Regions from separate parts of the Mus musculus genome. Here region 2 is linked to region 1. The links are chromatin loops, found by intact Hi-C in ENCODE. Cell type or tissue: heart. All regions are shown on one strand.

Evidence for each region. Peaks named below come from ENCODE experiments on the same cell type or tissue, not always from the same donor. Only the 100,000 strongest peaks of a DNase experiment are listed, where the experiment ranks them.
Region 2: it touches region 1 in a loop (2.1-fold over the local background); 3 of 42 quality-filtered maps call a loop at or near these places.

The regions. Positions count from the first base shown.
Region 1 is chr3:149,440,626-149,448,625 of GRCm38, reverse strand. Gm30382 (a long non-coding RNA gene) reads left to right here and starts at 3,027. Exons shown (of 3, transcript XR_001784032.1): 1 at 3,027-3,524. It overlaps A630039O03Rik (a long non-coding RNA gene), which reads right to left. Exons shown (of 6, transcript XR_376220.3): 1 at 3,506-8,000. In heart, a CTCF peak has its summit at 3,118; no DNase peak of the experiment used is centred here; H3K4me3 peaks cover 1,023 bases; H3K27ac peaks cover 923 bases.
Region 2 is chr3:149,229,843-149,237,842 of GRCm38, reverse strand. All of the region lies in intron 2 of Gm30382 (a long non-coding RNA gene), which reads left to right. Among named protein-coding and RNA genes, the nearest start is that of Gm1653, 41 kb to the left of the region's middle. In heart, no CTCF peak of the experiment used is centred here; a DNase peak (open chromatin) is centred at 3,862.

The sequences.
Region 1 (8,000 bases):
GGTAGCATTGGATGTATCAAGCCAGTGTGGAGACCATGGCTGGAACCCTGGAACCCACTTGCCATTCACACAAATGCCCAAATTTCTTCCCTAGAACAAAGAAACCATCTTCTTTCTACATCCAATGCCACCTTAGTAACTGTTCACAGAGGCAGGCATTTCAATACAATGGAAACAGATTTCTAGTAATTAGAACAATAGTCTACTGGTTAAACGTTTCCTGGGTAACTTGCCTTTATTCTCTATACCAACCACACAGTAAAGAGAATCTTATGAACATTAAGTAAATTGTCATTGTCTTTCTCTCCTTCTTTCCCTCTCTCTCCCTTCACTGCCCCCCCCCCTTACACACACGCACAATAAGCACAGAGAAGGCAGGGACAAGCAACAAGCAAATCCTAGAGATTTGTTATCCAGCTGATAGAGCCTATTTGGCAAGTTCAAGGCCAATGGACTATGCAGTCTCAAATAACAAGGGGGATGTTGCCTGAGGTTGTCGTCCAACTTGCACATCCACTCTCACACCTGTGCAAGTGCATATCACACATGCATGTACCCACATATACATGTGCAAACAAACACCATGCATACACATAAAAATATATACATCATAAGAAATGTAGCAATGGCTCCATGCACACAGCAACTTTTTTGTCCCACAGTACTGCACACACCAAGCAAGTTTCCTCTTTGCCTGACTTGAAGTCTGGCTTCTTGGAATGCTGGTCTTCACCTAGCTGCTAGAGAAACTATCTCAGATAGAACGAGTGAAACTACTGTGAACTCACGTATCACTCAAGTGTAAATGTGTTAATGTGCAAACTCTGTGTGCAGTTAAAAAAAAAAAAAAAAGAATGGAAAGCCAGTAAAACACAGAAACGAGCCCCTAATGGTGGCATTTCAGGGAATAGGAGGGGACAGATGGGGAGATATTTCTGGACCAGAGAGCTTCTGGGTGCCCTTCACGTTGTACCACACCAGCCATTTCCTATTCCTGTGCAGAAGGTTGGCTCTGCTGCCACAACGCACTCTCCAGCTCTCCTGAGAAGCGTGCTTCTATTTCTGTCTGTTATAAAAAGGTAGAGATGCCATTCCTTCTGGTTGTCAGGGACCAGGAATGAGTCTCCCTCAAAGAACAGAAAAGAGCCAAGGACAAACAAAGAAACTCTCTGCTTTCTGCATCTAATGGGCACCATACTAACACTTCACAGAGGCAGGCATGTTGACTCAATGGAAAGAGATTTCTAATAATTATAACAACAGATTCTGATTCTGCTGCTTGAGTAGATGTTTGCCAGGTACCTCATCTTTGTTACCTTTGCCAGTGATATAAGAGAGGGCATTGTGTTACCCCTATTTTTACAAATATTAAGCAACATGCCTATGTTCACAATACTGGTAATTTTCCAAGTCAGTAGTGGTGACCAAAAGGTTACAACTCAAATTCTAAACACCTTCAGGAAGATGTTCCCAATACAAGGAGGAGGCATGTAACATCATGGTTTCATGAAAACACACAACCAGACCCAACTACTACTGGCCTTTCTATCCTGTGCATGGCATGTCACCTATATTATCCTTACTTTATTTCATAAAAATAAGGAAGAAATAATTTCTGACTCTAGGTATTACAGGAATAACTAGTGTAGTTGGCCAGTAATTTCAATCTATTTTCTACCAAAAGAATTGTGTGAAATATCTAAACTAGATAAACAGAACTTTCAGACTACCTGGAGAAGTGTCCTAAAGGGCTTATGACCTACACAGTTCTTGACTCAAAGAGCTTGCAGCCTGAAGAAGGTATTAAGACCCCAATAATGTTACAGTCAGAGTTATCTACAAGTTGTAGTCAAATGATATTTAGAAAGAAAGAAGAAAAAGGAACTCAGTGGAAGGAGCCATTCCTTCACATAACAATCAGACTACAGAATGTCAGAAAATAACTGTTGTCTTCACCCAGTACTTATGAGCAATGGTCTCCTAAACAATGTTACTTCCACTGAGTCTGCCCACTTTCAAAATCCCTAATCTTCTACAGTCTCATGGAAATTCCTTATCATTTCCTTGACAGTTTCTTTTAAAGTATCACATGTGTCCATCTCGTCAGTCACAGAGTATCTTTCCTGACAGGAGAGACAGAGCAGCAGCAGCAGCAACAGTATCAGCAACAGCATCAGCAACAGCAGCAACAGGGCAGATGCTGGGAGATCTCTCTTGCCCTCTGTAAATGCTTGTGTGTTTATGCTGAGAGATTAGCACTGAAAGATACCTAACCTGTGTCACTTGGCTCATATCATGTCAACACCAGCTTCCTCATAACTGTGACCAGTTTGGTTCAACAGCTGGTTTTACCGATTTTCCATAGAGAAGCCTAATCGTGTGACTGGTTGGGCATTCTGCAGCTGCTTCTTGCCAGAGACAAGGCAGGCTTCATACTAACTCACTCAAACACATCCCCCCCGCTTCGCTCCAGATCTTCTGTGGAATTGCCAAGTGGCTGTTGCTCGTAAAAGTTAGAATCATACCCTCTCCTGCCTTTCTCAGCTTTCAAAGGAGAACATGAATCTATAACCAACCAGACAATCTCTCTGAAGATGCTAAATGGGGAAGTGAATAACACCTATATATGTAAAGATACATCTGTAGCATAGGAGAAAATTAATATGAAAACAGTTATTTAAAGAGATTTAAAGAAACAACCTCTTTTCAGCAGCAGATTTGAGTTCTTTCAGACAATCAATTATTCATAAATATTAGATTATCATTTTCTATTTGCATTGGAATACATGCAAGTAATGTTAAAAGTTGCCAGGGATCAGTTCCCATTCAAATCAATATTTCTTTCAGCAAATTATGTTCTTCCCTTGTCAGCTACTCCATTCAAATTAAAGCACTAATCTTATTCAAAACTGGTACTTTGTCTAAATTTGTTTACCTGGATACTAGTAAAATATTTCTGTTATACTCTCTAAAATCCTACTGACAATATAAGAAGATTCATAAAATGTCCACAGAAATCAGAGCAGGTGTCATTCGGACTAAGCTGGCTCTATTTCTCACTATGATTAACCAGCTCGTAATGACAACATTTCTTATCTTACAACTGTGGCATGAAGAGGGAGCTGTAGCTCTTCTGAGACACAATTCTGCACGCCCCAGCTTATCCACGCTCTGCGATCTCGTGTCTGTTTCTCTCTCTCTCTCTCTCTCTCTCTCTCTCTCTCTCTCTCTCTCATCATTTTAACCATTGTACCAGCTCCTTTTAAATGTATCTGCGGAGGATCTGGTCAAGTGGAGATAATCCATGCAAATCAGAAACTGGTTGTCAGTGTGTGGTTCCCGGAGAGGACTCAGCCTGAGGAGGTCACTCGTTCACAGCCGCTCCTCCCATTCTATCTCTCCCCTTATTGCAGAACTGCTGTATGTATACAGTAGCAGAAAGGACTCAATTGACTTCAACTGCTGCCTGGTTTTGCTTACAACTTTTTCTTATAAAGGAACTTACCTCCATCTGTCTCTTGAAGGTAGGAAGCCTGATTCTTCTAAAGACGCGTGTAATGCCTCTTCTGTCTGCTCATTGTCAAATGTCACTGGAATGCGTTACATTGTTGCTGGCACAGGGCGCAAATGCTGTGATTCCAGGTGTCTCTGGCTTTTGTTACTTAACGGTGTAGGTGCAATTGTTTAAGTGCGGGGGTATTTGGATGTTTATTTTCCACATAGCCAGCTTCAGTTTTACCAAGCAAGGAAGATTAGAGTGTCTACTCTCTAACCTAGAAATACAATTGGCTATCAAGTTTTCCCTCTTAAAAAAATAATAACCTCTTTAGATGGTTTAACTTCTGCCAATTACAGCCAAGTGTAAAATTCAACCGTGAGAAGGTGGCTGTGTATTGTTTGCCTGAACCTGGAACCTTCTTGCAGCATTTTCTCTGGAAAAGAAAAAAAAAATTTAACTGTTGAAATGTTTTTGACATCAGCGAGAAAACGGTAGCTCTTACTTCATTCTGCGGCATGGCAGCATGCTAGAGGCTCTATTGCTAACTGGCCTGTCAAATAGATTTATTCTGCACAATTCACAAATTACTAGGCTATGCAGAAGTGTTGCAATTAGTTGGATTCCGTTACTGTTGTTAGACGTGCTGGTAGGTATTGTTTTTAAATTTAAATCGTATTTTAGAAAACTTTACTGTAAAGGGGCTCTTTAAACCCTGCCATGTATATAGCACAGTGGAGATCGTTATTTAAGAATGATTTCAATAGTCAAATGGTTATATTCGGTTTAAAAATGTGTGGAAGTGGTTAATAGATTGTACAATATACGTCTTATTTCTGAAAGCAATCCCTTAGCTTGTAATACTTCAACTGTGTTTCCTTGAAGTGACTTGTAATAATATTTTAATCATTCCATAGTCATTTTAACTTTAAATCACATCAAAATGTCATGAAATTACAAATTCAAAAAAATCTTTTGAATTAGTACAAATATAATTAGAACATTCCAGTTGCAACGGAGATAAATGTCATCTGTCTTTGAACATACTCTTTGTTAATATGATTTTGCATTTTGACATATGGCTCTGACAAGGATATTTAATCCCTTGTAGGAGATAGAATTGAACATAAACAGTAAACAAAGTTGACAGTCCTGAAAAGAAGGGGAAAAAATGTTTTCTGGTATACCCAATCATTCTGATGTCATAAATTTCAGACTCTATCTTCTAGGTAGATACTTGTAGTTAGTAGAGTTTGGGGGGGTGGATTTATTATCCACATAAAATATCTCAGTGTCAGAACTGTGTGTTTCCTTTTTCCTTTTGGTACTGAATGCTGTGCTGAAAAGATTGCACTCTGAATTTTGAGTCCAGTAGTGCAGGGCATGGAACTCTGTCATTGCTAGCATAAAGAAGCCCATCGGCACAAGTGTTGCTACTGTACAGAGGGCTAGCTCTCTGCCTCCGGCATTTGTTAGGGTGCTATATGTAGAATTTAACAGATACATATCTTTTGCCTCTTAGCATTTTATTTGTCCTCTGGTCTGAAAGCTATTCTGCAAGGATGGGGGCTGGCATTTACAGCCGTGGGTAATAAAAACCCTTCACGGTGAGAAAAGAGGAATTTGACTTATGGCTTACCTAGCAATTAGAGTTTCTTTTCAAACTCTTTTACTGAGCTGTACAGTAAGCTGAGGCTTGCCAGGAAAGGCTGATTGAAAGTATCTGTGGGAGCCATGGGGCTGCTCTTGAATATGTCCTGCGCAGTCATTGTCATTGTAGTTTTTCATATGAGCCTCAGTACTACAGGGGGAAAAGGATTATGGTCAAGGGAGACTCTCCTACAGCCAAAGGGATTTGGATGGGAGTCCCACTCATTGCCCCAAACCCCACAGGGAGACTCAGACAGATAGAGAGTGTACAGGATAGCCTGGCTGGGCGAACTTCAGACTACTGTGAACTAAAGGGTGCCCTTTCAGAACAAAGGAAACCACAGATACTCTGTCAGCAGGCAAGCTAAGGAGAGACAGAGAAACTAGGCAAGGCACTCTTCTGGGGACCTGAGAAAATGCCGCCAACTAGACATTCTCTTTGCATTCACATTACATGGATTTGATAGGTTTGTAGGCATTCCCCCCCGGAATCCCAAGCCATCATTTCACAGGGCTATTTCAAAAGCAGGGATTTTTATAGATGCTTGCGTTTGTTTGCTAACCTCAAGAAAGTCTCCAAAGACCGACCTCCTATGCCTTTAGTCAGGTCTTACTGTGCATCCTAAATAAAATGGTCACAGCCTTCAACTCCCCCTGGGTTCCTCTGCTTCATCTGTACACTTCCCATTCCTCCACTAACTCATTCAAGCAACTGCTCAGGATAAGTTACATCCACTCCGTTTCAGTGTGCCTTGCAGCAAAATGTTGAGCACCGAGAACCCTCACGGCTGTATTTAATAGTGGTTTGTTATTCCCCCCTGAGTCCCTTCTGCTGGTTTTACCGAATGCAGTTTAAAAGATAAATTTCCATCTTAAAAGGATACTATAGGGGGTGTTAATAAGTTGTCCAGAACTTTGGGAGTGTTCAGTGGGAGTCATGGCAATGTGCAACCCTGCCTGAGGAGAAATGATCTGCACCATCAGAGAGCATCCGATGCTGCTACATCTGCACACACCCAGAGCTTCTCAGGAAGACTTTCTGCCACACTAAACAGTTCCCAGACCCTGGAACTGTTATTGGAGTGTGGATTGGTTATGGTATCCAGGGGACACTTATCAGATCCTTATTGCTTTGTTTGCAATAATTTTAATCTTCATAGCAATGCTGTCAGGTCAAGGGGACCATTGTACACACTTTGTAGATAAAACCATGAAGGTTCCGAGAAGTTAATTGACTTTGTCAAGGCCATGGAGTTGTGCAGACATGGGATTTGAACCTGCCTTTCCTTTGAAATCACATATAACGATGACTTCCTGGCTTATCGGTCAGTGTACTTCTTTCCCTCTCCCTATAGCAAACATATCTTATCCAACTTACCCATCTGTTGTCTGGACATACCAGAACTAGGTGTCTTTTTCTGGTTTTTCAACTTCTTCATCGCTTTTCCTTTTGATCTGTATTAGCATTATAGCAGTCTTAAAGAGTTATTTCACTGGTGGCATGCCAGGAATGGTTACTCTAGTAGAGTAGAACACAGAATCACATCTGTAATTGACTGGCATGTCTGCTCAGTCTTACAACAACCACCTCCTTTATTCTGTCTGACCAAGATTGACAGCTTTTTATATGTTTGAAATATCAACGGTGTAAGGAGCTTGGTATTGATGGAAATTAACCCGGGGCTTTATCTAACTACCATTCCTAGTAACTCCAGAGAAGTTCTGATAACAATTAACATGTTGAGCCAAACAACAGTTCACATAAGAAAAGTATATTCTACCGTCTTGTGGAACCATCCTTCAAATGCAGTCTGAAATAGCCCTTTCTTCTGCCGTTCTATTCACTAGGAACATCTGTATGGAAATTTCCCCAGACAAAATATCACCAACCCATTTACAAAGCAGGAGTAGATGACAGATAGCATGATAGGGAATATTTAAATATGCTGACTGTGTGCCACTCAGCACAGTTAACTGTTTTTATGTCATAGGTGTTGCCCACTTTGTGAGGCAAAGAAAAGACTCCCTCCTTACAGAGAAGTGAGAGCAGCCTTCCTTCTGTCTGCCTGTTTGTGGTAGCTTCAAACTTCCTCTATTGTCTTTCATCCCAGTGTGAAAAGATGAACTATTACACAGGTCACCCATGGGAATCTGATTCAAACACTGATCATTGACCTGTGGTTATACAATATAAACAAGCACTGGCACAGGATCCATATAAAATCTAGTAAAAAAAGATGTAGAGGCCATTGGACAGTAGTGATCGTATAAGATACATATTTATTGGGGAACAAAAGAAAAAATTTTGCCATCATTGTGTGACACTAGTATTTTTTTAAATCATACTTAAAATATCCGACAGATGGGCTGCTCTTCTAAGTCCAAATTCTCTACCTGCTGGCAGGAGGAAAGCCCAAGAATTTGTCTTTACAGCTAGTTTAATAGACCAGTTTCATATGGATTAGCCAAGTTAGATGTCAGCCATTGGAGTGGGAAAATCTGGGAATCAATTTAAATTTGAGCTTATCCTACCATCTTCTCTGCTGAGTGAGTTCAGTAGCCTATAAGGCACTCCACTCAGATTTGATTTCTCAAGTCAAATTACTGGAGTTGTATTTCCACCATGAAAGGCAAAGAGAAAGAGGCCAGAGGAAGATACATTTAGTTCAAGGTGTCACAGCTGACCTCAAGCCACTAAAAGGAGCTATCCCTCCCTGCTCAACTCATAAGTCCAGTCACTGAATTCTTTTGCCTAAAAATAATGTCAGCTCCTTGAAATTGAAAATAAAACGAAAAGACATTCCTCTCCAGGGAAGTTTGAAAAAAAATATTCAGACAACTTAATTCTCAAATG
Region 2 (8,000 bases), 210 kb after region 1:
ACAATTATTTAAACCGGTTAACTAAAAAATAATTCTGAGCTGGGCATGGTGGCACACGCCTTTAATTCCAGCACTTGGGAGGCAGAGGCAGGCGGATTTCTGGTTTCAAGGCCAGCCTGGTCTCCAGAGTGAGTTCTAGGACAGCCAAGGCTATACAGAGAAACCCTGTCTCGAAAAAACAAAAACAAAAAACAAACAAACAAAAAAATTCTGATAATAATGAAAGTTCATCAGACCTTTAAATTATTACTATGATAAATCTAACTCTTGCTTGATTTTTTTTCTGTTTATTTGTTTGTTTATTTGTTTGTTTGTTCTGAAACACACTCTGTAAACTAGGCTGGCCTTGAACTCACAGAGATCCACCTGCCTCTGCTTCCCAAGTACTGGGATTAAAGGCGTGCAGCACCAACACCTGGCTCATTATTCATTTTAATGTACTGAATCCTCTAACCTGCTCTTCCTTAACAAGGAATTTGTAGCTCATTTATTATCATTATTATTATTTTTATTTTACTATTTTGAAACAAGGTTTTATGTTCTGAAGGGTGACCTTGAACTCATTCTGTAGCTAAGGATAACCTTGAATTCCTGATTTTCCTGCCTCCACCTCCTGTGTGCTGGGATTATAGGCATGAGCCACCATGCTTGATTTAGGTTCTGGGGATCAAATGGTAGGCAAGCACCCTCTGAGCCACATCCCCAGCCATCTCTTGTTCACTTTTAATCATAGATTACACACTAAGATAGCTTCAATTCTAAGGGATCTGACACCCTCTTCTGACCTCCTCAGACACAAAGCAAACACATGGTGTACATACATGCAAGCAGAAAAAACACTCATGCACACAAATAAATCTAAAAGAAGTTTACAAATTACATCCTCGTCTTGATGAACCACCAGTGACCTCTAATAAGAAGAGAAATGAAATATTCTACTCATGTAGTTTCCTAGGTCAAATAGAGTTTTTATTTTTAGACAATTAGTCAAAGGCTATAGTAACAAAGAGGTTGGGGTGGGGTTAGATGACTCTGACAGCAGAGGGACTTTCTGCCCAGAGTGACGTTAGAAGGAAAGAACCAACTGCACTGTGTTCTTTTCTGATATTTGCATATGCACACTGTCATACCTCACACACTCACACACACACACACACACACACACACACACACACACACACACACTGCATACACATGCACAGACACATATAAAACAGTAAATAAAATTTTACATTCAAATTTCTTAAAGAAAGAAAACCAAGTAGATTTTCAAACTCATTTCGCTGTCTTGTATCACGGAGTCTTTTCTCTCTTAATGTTTGCTTGTTTTATAAATAATTAAAAGCAACGTTATAACACATAGATGTGAGGAATACCGTCTGGACCTGTGGGAGTTGCCGTCTAGCCAGGATGGTCCAGAAATGATACTGATAATGACTGCAAAGCTCACGTTGGCTACGCTGCTCCCTTGCAGTGGTCTGCACACCGTTTCCTTCCTCGGTGCTTCCACTGGTGATTTCCATGACAAATTCATCTCAGGGTTACAGCTTGATAATTAACAAACTGCTTATAAACAGGTAGCCAGGAAGGAAAGCACCTTTGTAAGTCAATAAGAAGAAACAATGTCATTATAGGTCTTCAAAACTTTTTTACCTTGAGTGGAAGGGGAAAAAAAAAGATAGTTAATGTTTAACATGACTTTCTGTTTAAATTTTTATAAGGCCCAATTAGGAGTTCCTTCTATTGAGGTTTTTCTCTGTTTCAGAGGGGCGATACTGTTTGAAAAACAGTGCTTACATTTTTTTCTGCTTTAAACATACTTTCTACTTATGTAAATATCTCTACCTTGCTATTACCTATGTCAGTGATACCCAAAGGAAAGTTTATTTCAAATGTATAAACTTTCCATATTTGGGAACAAGAAAATTAAATCCGATTTTTTTTTGTCTGTTTGTTGTTTAAAATTCTAGCATAAGTTTGCCCAAGGGCTAAGCTAATACAAACATACTTATCCTGCTACAATGTATTTATTTACTGCATTTTCCCTCTCTTTCTCTCCTCCCCCACCCCATCTCCCTCTCCTTCTTCCTCTCCATCTCCCTATCTCCCCCACCTCTCTCTGTCTGTTTGCGTGTGGGCCTGAGAGAACTGGTGTATATGAGTGTGTGTGGTTATATAGTTGTGTGTGTTAAGTAGAGGAGTGCACATGTGTGTGTGGTTATATAGTTGTGTGTGTGTAGATAGATGAATGTATATGTGTGTGTGGTATAGTTATGCGTGTAAGTAGGTCGATGTACATGTAGAGGCCAGTGTTTAATGTCAGTCATCTTCCTCAATCATTTTTCCACCTTAATTTTTTCTGAGAATGGGTCTCTCACTTGGAGAGTCCTTGGAGCTCATGGATTGACTAGAAATACTGGCCAAAACTCCCCAGACATCCACCTGTCTCTGTCTCTCCAATGCAGGGATTTCTGGATCCTGACACCACAGCTGGATTTTTATGTACGTCAGCTCCTCATGTTCATGTAGCCAGAGCCTTACCAACTGACTCATCTCCCTGACTCCTCAGCTTTACCTAATGTACTTTTGGAAGTATTGTTGGTGACCATTTGAGGCATCTCTGGTTTCAACATCTCTAACAAGTTGATGGGTAGACTTTAATGGAATTGAAGTCAAATGTCAAAAACTTTCAATCAGACTTCATTGTGATGGTCCAAAGCCAAATATGAAATCCATATAAAAATGGTAGGTTTGGGGCTGGAGAGATGACTCAGCAGTTAAGAGCACTGACTGCTCTTCCAGAGGGCCTGAGTTCAATTCTCAGCAACCACATGGTGGCTCACAACCATCTGTAATGGGAGCCAATGCTCTCTTCTGGTGTGTCTGAAGACAGCTATAGTGTACTCATATACATAAAATAAATTAATAAATCTAAAAAAAATAACTGAAATATTTTCATTTAAAAAGTTCAAATTGGGGATTTAGTCTGTTGGATATGATTACGGTTACCCAGAGATAGGAGTCTGGCTCTTCCCTTAGAGGCCCAAAGAGAACAAATAACACTGTGTACTGAATGTTTTACACCCAACCCTATGGTTACCTACAGCCTCCTTATCTCAGAGTGCTCCCAATCTGTGTTGTCATTCAAATATATTGACAACCTCTTCCTGCAGATGCTCACAAGTCCCCAATCTTAAACAGCTCGGAGGCAGCCCCACAGGATTTCCCGTGCACATGACCACGTACTTGACTTCAAGATGTATCTGTGGTACCTGTACCAGCCCAGGAAGATCACAGCCTATTCCATTAATAGTGGATGATCATTAATTATCCTCCAAGTGTTTACCCATGAGTCCAAAGCAGTGAAGGTAGAAAAAAATTGTATAGAGAAAGGTACTGATTTTAGCTTTATAAATAGTAGACCCCCATGCAACAAATAGTGTAGATTTTAGTGGTCTTAAATTAGTTCAGTCAACTGTTAACATGCCAGCTTATGGAGAAAGAAGTTTCCTAATTGATCCCTGGCACCTAGCAGGGGTGGCATAGCTTACAAGTTTCTTCAGATAACACTTCTTGATTTCCTAAGAACTGGGCATTACCATGACCCCATTTCACGGAAAATGTTTGTTCAAATGTTTGTCCTTTCAAAATCCATATGTTGAAACTCCTGCTGTGTGGCAATATTAAGAGGTAAGACTTTCGGGGAATGACTAGATCAATTGGGATGCGGGTCCGCGTGAAAAGGCCTGGTGCCTTTGAGAAGGGAAGGGAGGTGTGTGTTCTGTATGAACAAAGCAGGGAGACGCCTTCTGGGAAACAGAAAAGGAACTCTTGCCAAACATTGAATCTGCAGGCACCTTGACCTTGGGCTTCTCCGCCTCCTGCACGATGAGAAACAAACTTCCATTATGTATAAATCACTCACTGGAAGATATTTTTAGAGCCATCTGAAAAGATTAAGAAGACGGGGCGGGGGGGGGGGGGTGGTGCAATCAGAAATATGTAACTAGAGCCAAAATGAGTCATCTTGTAAATACTACAGCAGTTAGGAAGTGGGGAGCTGAGAGTCTTCAGAATAGAGTTGACCCCCATTCTTCCTGGTAATCTAACACCTACCATATTGCCTGGTCTATAGTAAGCACTCAATAAACATCTGTGACAGGATTTAAGTGAACAAGTCTGTCATTGTTGGCTGATACAGAAGGAAAATCCCGTGAATAAAATGGGCTTCTAACTCTATCTGGAAGGACGGGCAGGATTTGTACCGATGGAAAAAATAGAACGATGTACTGACAATGGGAACACAGCAGAAGCCAAACTCTGGAGAGAACCTAAGAAATGGGCTAGAAGAGGACTGTGAGTGAGTTTTCCAGACTAGAGCTGAGAGCGCACAGAGCCAAGCATTAAATCTAAATGTTTCTAGGAAAGGTGGGAAGAGATTTATGTAGAGCCTTAAAAACTGGACTGAGGGCTGTGGGCTTTCTTAGGTAAGTGAACAAGCAGAGGCTGAGAGAGAGGCTTGGAGGAAATGCTGTTTGGGGGAGTTAACCTGGAGCTGGTGGGAGGAAAGGATTCAAGGACAGATGCACGAACAGCTTGAGTGTGGTGAGGAAGTGTGGGAAGGGGATAGAGGCGGTGAGCTCTGGGCTGTGTTAGTGCTGAGGTGAAGGTAGGAAAGCCAGCTGGAGCAGATCTGGAAGAAAGGCTGACCAAGAACTCCAAGTGTTCTAGTATAAAAGACGGAGGTGAAGGGCCCAGAGGAGAGACTAAAACTAGGGCCAATAATGAGCTGTAGCAGGAAGAAAGGATACAACCCACTTCAGAAGGCTCTTGTGTTTTTCTGAGAAGTGTTGTCGTTTGGGTGTTGCCAATGGTGTCCAGTGGACTTGGATTCAATTAGGTATTTCTCAAATGCTTCTTTTTAGTCTAGGATGCACTAGATCTTAAGACAAGGCACAACAAACAGTCTCCTGAAGGTCACAGTTAGCACAGCCCATCTCTGACGTGGTCCGAACATTTCCACCAGCTTCCAGTTGAGGAAAAGCAAGTAAGTATAAAGGCCAGTTTGAGTACAGACTGCCTCATGCTGGTCTTTGGATACTGAACTGGAGGTTAAAGGAGAATCATTCTATAGTATGCTTTCCCAACCACCGAAAAGCTGAAATTAATTAATTAAATAAAATCACTGCTAATGGTGAGCACTGTGTTAGGAGGAACTCAGTCAGCGGCTTCAAATCACTCAGCGCGCTGGCTGAGACGAATGGTAGTGGCTATCAAGATACTTGTCACCGAGCCTGGCAACCTAAGTTGCTCTCAGGACCCAGTTGGTGGAACCTAGGTCTGCAAATTGTCCTCTGAGCTCCCCACCCTCTCACACTGAGTGTGACCTCTTTCCTTCTTCCTTCCTTCCTTTCTTTCTTTCCTTCTTTCTTTCTCTTCCTCTCTCTTTCTTTTCCTTTCTTCCTTCCTCTCTTTTCTTTCTTTCTGTCTGTCTGTCTGTCTGTCTGTCTGTCTGTCTTTTTTCTTTCCTTCCTCCATTCCTTCTTCCTTCCTTTCCTTCCTTCCTTCCTTCCTTCCTTCCTTCCTTCCTTCCTTCCTTCCTTCTTTCCTTCCTTTCCTCTTCCTTTCTTTTCTTTTTTTTTTTTAATTCACCTTAAAACCACTAAGTTGTGGTATATCAAAAGCACATAGCAGTATTGGACCCATTAAGCAGAGTATCTTATTTAACCCTTTTACAACCTCATGAGATAAACACACAAACCCTGCATCTTATAGTGGAAAATAGTTGCCTGGATGACAGAGCCAGTAACTGAGTAGATCCACAGAAAGTCCACGCAACATGACCTTAAAGATTACAGATACATTTATGTTGGCTAAGAAATAAATTTCTATTGGCTCCCCATAACGTTTGCAATGCTCCAAATAGAGTGAGAGGGTTGGGGGAGCACCAACATGGAGTAGGACTAAAGTGACTGTTACTATGAATGCTCTAGGACCTGGAAGGCATAGCTGAGATGCTTCAGAGTCTATCCTTGTTTGTATTGACCACCTGGTACCTAACCTGTGGCCTTGTGCATAGTAAGCAATCAAACATTCAGCAAACATCTGTGGAAGGCTGAAATAGACCTAATGTGTAAGCACAGCTTTTTGAGATTGCAAAACTAAGGACTATCTGCAACAAGCGTGTGGTATCATGAATTTTTGCTTCAGAGCAGACAGTGACAAAGAGCTTGTCCAGGAAGCCATGATGAAGGGAAGAGGATGCAGATGCAGATGCAAGCCCGGTGCTGGCCACAGTACTAGACACAAAGACCTTCCCTTAGTGCACACTGTGCCCTGACCACTAGCTATATTTCCATGGTGATAGCAGGACTGCGGATGCAAGTTCCTCCCCTCCCTTCCAGTCAGGCATCTTCTTTAAGAACAATTCAAGTTGTTCCTTTCCCTAGAAACATCCCTAGGATTTTCTGTTCATTCCTGTGTGCTTCATTGCCTTCAGGGCCAGAGGGCCCACTGAGAGATGAATACCTCTTAGGACCAAGTAGAGTGTGGAGAGTAAAATGTCTGATGGTAGGATGAAGTGGAGAAGGAACGAACCATGGTTTAGCAGGATGGGTCGCTAGCGTTCTAGCACATACCTGGGCACAGTTGGGCTTATTGAAAGAAGGAAGAACTTACAGGTTGCATATTAACCCAGACTTAAGGGGAGTGCTTATGCTATTGAAAAGGAATATTAGGAATGAATCAAAACACATTTCAGAGACAGGAACGTGGTACCGCCCATGTGCTGATGGAAAGGGGCGAGCCAACCCCACAGCTAGCCTGGGAAGAGTCACCCTCTGATGAAAAGTCTAAGCAGAAGTCTCAAGGGGTAAGGATTCTCTCTCTGGTCCTCTGTGGTAATCCAGAAACTTGTCATGAGTTTAGGAGGGAGTAGAGAGACTGTAAATAAGGCATTTTAAATATCGTCTTCATGTGTATACTTCCTCGTCTCTACATGCACATGTCCATGCAATACCATCAGAAGGCTGGTGAGGCCCTAGAAACAAAGTTACCAATGCTCAGGAAGCTACCCAGTGTGGATGCTGGGAACCAAACTCCAGTCGCCTGCAGGAGCAGCCAGTGCTCTTAACCACTGAGCTGTGTTTCCAGACACCATAATGTATTCGTTTTAAGGAAAGAGGTAAGCCCACCTTTACTCAAGCTGAGGCTCATACAATGATCGATGAATCAAAAAACTGGGAACTCACTTGTACCTTTGGGAGCATAAAACACTAAATGGGATAAAAATGGAGAGGGAAGAGTCTAGATGCCACTGTCCTTAATGCCCAGCACAAATGCCAAGGGGTACTGCTTTAGGTTAGGCCTAAGACTCAGGTCCAGAATGAACCTGCGTCAGTTGCTAATTTTATTTCTTCTCCTCCTCTCCTCTCGCTTACCCACCCTCCCCTTTCAGACAGTAGCCCAGTTTCTGTATGTGACCTTGAACTTCTGATCGTCTTCTGTCTCCTCATCCTGGGATGTCAGGCTCAAGCTGCATTGACTAACTAAACTGTTTGGTTTGGTTGGTTTTTGTTATTGTTGTTTTGTTTGGTTTCTAATCTATGGTTCTCAGAATCATACCCCACATTAGCGACACTTTGCTTAGATTACATCTGAGAATATTCGGGAATTGGCAAGAGTTAAGTGAGGCCACCATTATGTAAAGTGTTTTCAAAGATTAGCCAATCAAGTGCAAGTTCTTCTTAAAGACTTTATTAATTTGAATACTGGCTGAGTGTTGTCAAGTTTTATTCAATGACAAGAGTATGCATCTAAGGACCTCCCCCCTGTTTTCACGCTACAATGAGGTTTGTGGGTTCAGTCATTCTGCATCTCTGGGTGGGTTTTACAAGGCTTAAAATAGCTGCTGTTGAGCTGTTGTTTTGCCTTCGAGTTCCCTGAGTGTGTACACTGAAGAAAAGGCATAATTCTGAGGACTGACACTCGGTTCCAAGACG